Regions from separate parts of the Homo sapiens genome. Here region 1 is linked to region 2. The links are chromatin contacts, found by Hi-C in ENCODE. All regions are on one chromosome and are shown on one strand. Each heading gives the region's core, a stretch centred on a gene start or an enhancer-like site at or near the end of the contact. The rest is flanking DNA. Distances are from core to core; before and after follow the strand shown. Region 1 has its middle 57 kb from the start of MIR4778. Region 2 overlaps LOC105369167 (a long non-coding RNA gene).

Region 1 (3,280 bases), core at 300-2,799, 570 kb before region 2:
TCAGGGCCTTTATACCCTTCCTTTGGGAATTTTCTTCCCTAAGGAAACTCCAAAATTCTGCAGGGCTTAATTTCTCATTTCCTTCAAATCTTAGGTCAAATGTTCTCTCTCCATAGAGGACTTCCCTGATTATCCTATGCAAAGTGGCATGCTTTGTCACTCTCTATCCACTTACCCTGCTTAATTTTTCTTCATAGAAGTCATTTTTACTCCATAATGATATACACATATAGCCTTAACATATATATATATGTTTCTTCTTTCATTATTCACTTCTCCCACTGAAATGTAAGCTCCATGAAAGCAGCGACTTTTTCTGGTTTTTAAATATTCTGTGTAGCACAGTATTTCTAGAATGAGTAAACAGATGAATAAAGGAATAAAATACGTGTTAAACTGAAATTTTTACTATATATTTTCCTAAATTATTAGCACAAAGTTTTCCTTGAATAAAATTCTGATATTTTCCCCCAAGTGATTATAACACAAACACATTCATCTTTGAAAACTCATGCCTCAGTTTGCAACAAGCCTTTACAGACAAAGGCTGACCAACAGGAGCTGCTGGTGGTAGCTGTGCTGGAGCGGTGGTAGTGCTTAAGCAAGGTGTGGTATGTAACCTAAAACATGGGACATTCATGGCTACTGAGATCACTCATCCGTTTATTCTGCAAACACTACCTGAGTACTCTGTATGTGCTGAGGCCTCCACTAAGGACTGGGGAGACACAGATGATCAATACTCCCTACATATTCACTGTCCCCATGGGGCTTACAGTCTGGTTGTTTCCTTCAGAATCTTGGGTACAAAGTGGAATGAAATTTCTGGGTTTCTGTACCCACAGCCACACACATACTTGTGTCAGTCAAAGGGCCAAGGCTGAAGCTACTTTTGCTTTTTGCATTTGGAGAAAATAAAATCCCACTTTACCTCTCCCTCCCCCACTGCCCACCAAAGCATGCTAATAGCACACATCCACGTAACTTCTCTCATGGCCACACTTGATGCATGCCCCCATTCATTAAAAACAAATTCCACCCGTACCCTTGCCAGTGAGGGACAGCCAAGGACATTGCGAGGTGGAGGGTCACACTGAAACTGCCGTGGAAGGACCCTAAACCCCTATCAGACATCCTGACTCCCAGGCCGGCGCACACACACACCATGCCCATGACCCGTCTCCAGCTCAGGACTGGCCAGAGCTCTGTGGAAACCTGAGCTAAGTGAGGACAGCCCCCCTCCAGGTGATCCACTTCTTTTCCCCTTTTTGTTTTTTTTCCATGGTTTCTGACACTTCTTGGCCCCACCGTCATTTTCCATTTAGTTGCGGGCAGTCTTCTTATCTTCAAAATGTTTTTCTTCACTTGCAGAGGGAAGCCTACTTCTGAATCAAGTCGTTGGTTTTCTGTGTGTGCAGGGAACCTCTGCCAGGAGCCCAGCTGCTTTCGGACCCTTGCCACCCAGCCTCAGCTTGCATTTCCGAGTTTTCACTACGGGAATAGATTCCTTGGAAGGAGGCTTGCTTCTTTTGGGCCGTGAGGCCTTTTTTTTTTTTTCTGCGAGGGAAGACAGAGTGAGAAAGCCCAGGGGATGGCTGGCTCGGAGGTTCCATGAAAAAGGTTCTTTAGGGCTGGCTTGAACGGTGTTTTTGTGTGACAGAAGAATCCCTCAGTCTTTCGGGTTTTGGCCAAGGCCCCCTGCTTTTTCGTGAGATGTTGATGAATTTGTGCCTGGTTCCTCTCTTACGATTACCTCTGTGTTTACACGGTACCGACTCGGAGTCGCTGCTGTATCTTGAATGCTCATTCAAGGAGAGTAACTCAAGGGCTGACAGCTGGTGAGGTCATTCTGCAGTCTAGCCAGGGCCCGTGTGCCATTACAATGAAGTAATAATGTATTTATAACACACCTAACCACTGATGGCTTCTATTGCTGTGGCATTCCCTCTGCGTTTGCACAGATGTTTTTTGAGAACTCAAGAATTGGCCTCCAGAAACAACCTCCTAGCAAACAAACTCTGCTTGTTGACTCTGGCGGGTGCTTATAACGAGAGTTGTTAGCACTCGGGATTTATGTTTCAAATATCATTTTAATTTCTCAGGCAGCATTTTTACCACAAGATGTTAATTCACTGGTGCACTTGAATCCCATAGCTTCTCTCTCTCCCACTTTCTCTCTCTCTCACTCGAGTGTGCACTCTCTCTCTCTTAATGAAAATATGGACTTGGTTTCTAAGGAAATATTCTCAGTGCCTGATTCATCGAAACACAGTGCATTCATTTTCCATGGAATTTACTCTGAAATGTCATACTCTTTTTATTTGATAAATTATGTACTTTTGTGATTCATTAAGCCCCTCTTCTTATTCCCGAGTAGCACCCTCTTCGTCATGCACAAGGTCTATGCAATTAGTCCCCACAGGGGCAGTTGGTCTTTCTGAGAGGCACAAGCTGCTTTTAACATTTGCCAGAAAACATGGGAAAGCATTTAAAGATGACGGCACACACACTAGGTTGACATCTAGAGGGGATTCCTATGAGAACTGTTATGTCAATTTTGTAAACCTTAATGTTTCCTGATAGAGGTGAGTTAGAGATAACATTCCAGCTGATTCCATGATTAGCATTCCAGATATTTAAAAAAAAATAAAAATAGTTGGGGACTTCTGTTCAGAATATCTCCTATTTTTCCTTTCTTCTCTTTCCTCTCCTGCAATCTTGATGCATTTTATCTTTGCTTCTTAGTCATCTGGCTGAATCCTCTCAGAAGACATTGCATTAAGTTAAGGCATTCCCATTGGCTCACACACCCCCTCCCAAACCCCAGTGCAAGAGTACACATTTCTAAATTCACAAACATCCTTCCTGTTTTTTCACCGGCCCTGAAACAGGTGATATCAACTCTGGGACTTAAGACAGGACAGTAAAAGCCTTTCGTCTCTCGCTCATCCCCTAAGTCCTCCATAATCCACTAGAACTGGCTTTTAAAAAATGGATACATAATATTTTACATATTTATGGGGTACATGTGATATTTTGTTACACGCATAGAATGTGTAATGTTAAGTCAGAGCATCTGGGGTATCCACTGCCTTGTGTCATTTTGTCATTTCTATGTGATGGGAACATTTCAGATTCTCTCTTTTAGCTACTTTGAAATACACGACACATTTTGCTAACTATAGTCATCTGAGTCTGCTATGGAACATTTTGACATACGGTTTCTCCATTGATGCCTCCCAATGGAGTTGTCCTCCATTGACAACTCTGAAGCTTTTGC
Region 2 (3,397 bases), core at 590-3,089:
TGATGCTTTGTGATGTGAAAGCAAAGCCTGCTGGAAGAGGGGCATCATAGTTGGTGGCTGCTCACAACTGGACAGAAAGAAGGGGGAAGCTACCTAGATGTTCAGAGGGACTGCCGAATGGGAGCTGGCTCCTTGCTGGGACAGGGATGGACAGTGTGTTTCCCCTTCCTCTGTCATCCCTCCCAAAGTATCACCAATCTTTCCTTGGGTTCAGTTTGCTTCTATACATTTCTGCTTCTCATAGGGGCTCGTCCAATAAGCTGTTCTGGGCTCAGCAGCCTTTGTCTGTGGATTGAGCCATATCATGCCATGAAACCTGCAGAAAAAAATGTTGTGTCCAGATTCTTGTTTTATTAGCCAGGTAAATACACTCACTGCTATAACAAACAGGTTCAGATTTCAAAAGCTTGACACAATTTTAAAGTCTAGGTCCCTCTCTTCCAAGCGGTGACTCAGAGATTTGGGCTCGTTCTATCTTAAAATGCTACCATATCCAGCCAATTGAATGAAAGGGAGAGAAGGAGCTCATGGAAGGTTGTGCATTGAGTTTATGACAAGCCTGAAAAGTGGCACACATCATTTCTGCTCACATTCCAGAACTCAGTTATGTGGTTCATCTAGATGCATAGGGAGCTGGGAAACATAGCTTTGCTTTGTGCACAGGAAGGACAAAAGAACTGTATATTGGTGAATTGTAGCAATTTCTACCACCCTGGCTCTGCCCATCAATTCAGAAAACATTTGGTAATGTATTTTCTATGTCAGACACTCTGTCAAGGACTAGAGTAAATGGTGAGCAGTACATTGCCCTTGAGTAATCACAGTCTAACGAGAGAGAAGAATGGGTAAATTAACAATTATTATATACCATGATAAATGTTATAACAGAGACATTTGCTGAGTGCTGAAGGCACCCAGAAAAGAAGCAAGTTTAGGGAAGTTTCAGTTACATTTGAACTGAGTCTTGAAGTAGAGTGATCATAGCTGATGTTTTTTAATCACTTTCCACTCACCAGGCACTATTCTAAGCACTTTTCATGTATTAACTCACTTAATCATCACAACAACTCTAACAGGAAGGTGTTATTATTATATCCACAGATGAGGAAACTGAGGCATAGTGAAGTTAAGTCCCTTGCTCAGGGTCTCATTCTTTGCTAATGACAGAGACGAGATTTGGACCTAGACAGTCTATCTCCTAAAACCACTCTTTCAACCAACAACACTATACAGAGAAGCAATAGACGTTCACCAGAGAGGAAGGTGGGGGCCCTCTCTGCTTATGTAGGGCCTGTGTCAGCATGTCTAGAACAATGACATCAGAAAAGTACTTCCTGGTGTTGAGAAGCATGCCCTGGTAAGGTCTCACCACACCCTTACCGCCTGTGCCATGCAGCTATGGGTTTCACAAACAGAGTGAGGGATGACCCTTGCAAGGCAGGGAGGATGCCAGGACGTTAGGCAGATGGGCCAGACTGGAATAAGGAACCCGGATGTTAATAGTAGATAATCCTACTAAGGCATGGCCAGTGGCCAAGGAAGGTAACCAAAGAGGCTGATTTATTTTTACAAATGTATTAAGATATTATTAGGTTCAATATAAATTAATCTCATGCTGAATATTAATAACATCAGACTCTGGCCATTCCCGATTCCATGCTGACCATACACACTCGCTTCCTATGTGTGGTAAAGGCTTCTAGTGCTCACCTATACCCTTCTCTCCTCCTGTCACTCAGGAAGTCTCCACTCCCCAGGTCTCTTGCAGTTAGGTATGACTATGTGACTAGTCATAGCCAGTGAAATGTATGCAGAAGTCATATGAGTTTCTCCTGGGCCACAGCATAAGGAAGTGACCTCTAGTCCTTTGCCTTGGCAACCCTGGAGGCCACCTGTTGAGATGGCAGCATAACAAGACAGAGGGAGTGCTGCCCAGAGAATCGCCTAACCCATATAGGACTTTATGCAAGCAAGAAATAAGCCTTTGTTGCCTTCACTCCCTAAGATTTCTGAGTTTATTTATTAATGCAGCACTACCTGGTGAGTGTATTAATATATTATATTTCAAGCCTATGCCCATCACTGGTTTTGCTTTTACTTCTGCTTTGACACTGGAACTCATGCCAAACTCCTTTCATTATTCAGCCAAGATTGCGTCTGTTAAATCTAATCCAGTAGTATGCAGATACAGTGACTTCTTAAGTTGTTTATTAATGTTCACATTTCTTTTTTTTTTCTTTCTTTTTTTGAGAAGAAGTCTCACTCCACTGCCCAGGCTGGAGTACAGTGGTGCGATCTCAGCTCACTTCAACCTCCACCTTCCAGGTTCAAGCAATTCTCCTGCCTCAGCCTCCCAAGTAGCTGGGATACAGGCATGTACCACCATGCCCAGCTAAATTGTTTTTGTTATTTTTAGTGGAAACAGGGTTTTACCATGTTGGCCAGGCTGGTCTCAAACTCCTGACCTCAAATGATCCAGCCACCTCGGCCTCCCAAAGTGCTGGGATTACAGGTGTGAGCCACCGTGCCCAGCCAATGTTCACATTTTTCAATGAAGCTAGAAACAAAACTCCTTGACTACCACTTGGAATGTCACTGTCTGAGTTTGATGTCATAATGGCCACAGAGTCTGAGCTATCTTCTAACACATCCCCTGCTCTAAGTGGAAATTTAACAAGATGAACTTTCCAGTAATGAGGCTTGACAGCGCTGCCACCACCAGAAGCGGAAGCAGTCAGGTCAGAAGGAAGGCTGCTAACTTCCTCACAGAAGTGTTGATTAGGCTTTGCGCTACTAGCCTGCTCATGGAGGGAGCCTCATCAGTCCTCTTCTGAACACTGTGAATCCTTCCTTATCCTCCCTTCCCCCCTGCCCCCACACACACACACAAATTCACACTTAAGATATTACCAAATTGCAACATCTAACATTTCTCAAAGAAGCTATTTCCAATGCAGGTGTGCCCCCACATTATGAGAAAAGTACATTCAAGAAGTGTCATATATAAATCCAGTCAGTGGAGAATGATATCATTTGGTAAATTCCCATTTGTTTTGTGTGTTTCCTTAAAGAGAGATGTACACACATCTATAATTCCAGCTTCAACTTAACGACTTTCAGACAAAACACAGGGGAAAATATTAATTACAGGAAAGTGTCTTTTAATCTCTAGTACCAGTAGGGTAGTCAGACACCAGTCATAGGCATACAGAAAAATATGCTTCCTGTCATCATGGTTACTTTCAGAAACACACACTGAAGATTAGCACCAAAACAGGAACTCAGAGACAACCAGGCTCAAAAACAAACAAAATGCAGAAATTATGTAATTGCCTAAAAGCCATGAAGTCACTTAGCTAAATATTTTAAGGAATAGCATTACCTAAAATAATAATCA

What was found. Hi-C counts contacts between places; a loop is a spot of excess contacts on that map. Pooled maps may share reads with other maps.
Region 1: a loop to region 2 is called in a map of psoas muscle, with 2.1 times the contacts of the local background. The contact joins two enhancer-like sites. A Hi-C loop is called at or near these places in 1 of 168 maps with a recorded cell type or tissue (psoas muscle) and 2 of 50 pooled maps.

The regions. Positions count from the first base shown.
Region 1 is chr2:66,299,825-66,303,104 of GRCh38, reverse strand. No RefSeq gene overlaps it. Among named protein-coding and RNA genes, the nearest start is that of MIR4778, 57 kb to the left of the region's middle. Within about 2 kb of position 1,549, at least 10 of the 41 ENCODE cell types and tissues checked have a DNase peak (open chromatin) inside an H3K27ac peak, as active enhancers do; they include psoas muscle, where a contact is called at or near this core.
Region 2 is chr2:65,727,418-65,730,814 of GRCh38, reverse strand. The region is part of intron 2 of LOC105369167 (a long non-coding RNA gene); the gene reads right to left. Among named protein-coding and RNA genes, the nearest start is that of LINC02934, 61 kb to the left of the region's middle. Within about 2 kb of position 1,839, at least 3 of the 41 ENCODE cell types and tissues checked have a DNase peak (open chromatin) inside an H3K27ac peak, as active enhancers do; they include psoas muscle, where a contact is called at or near this core.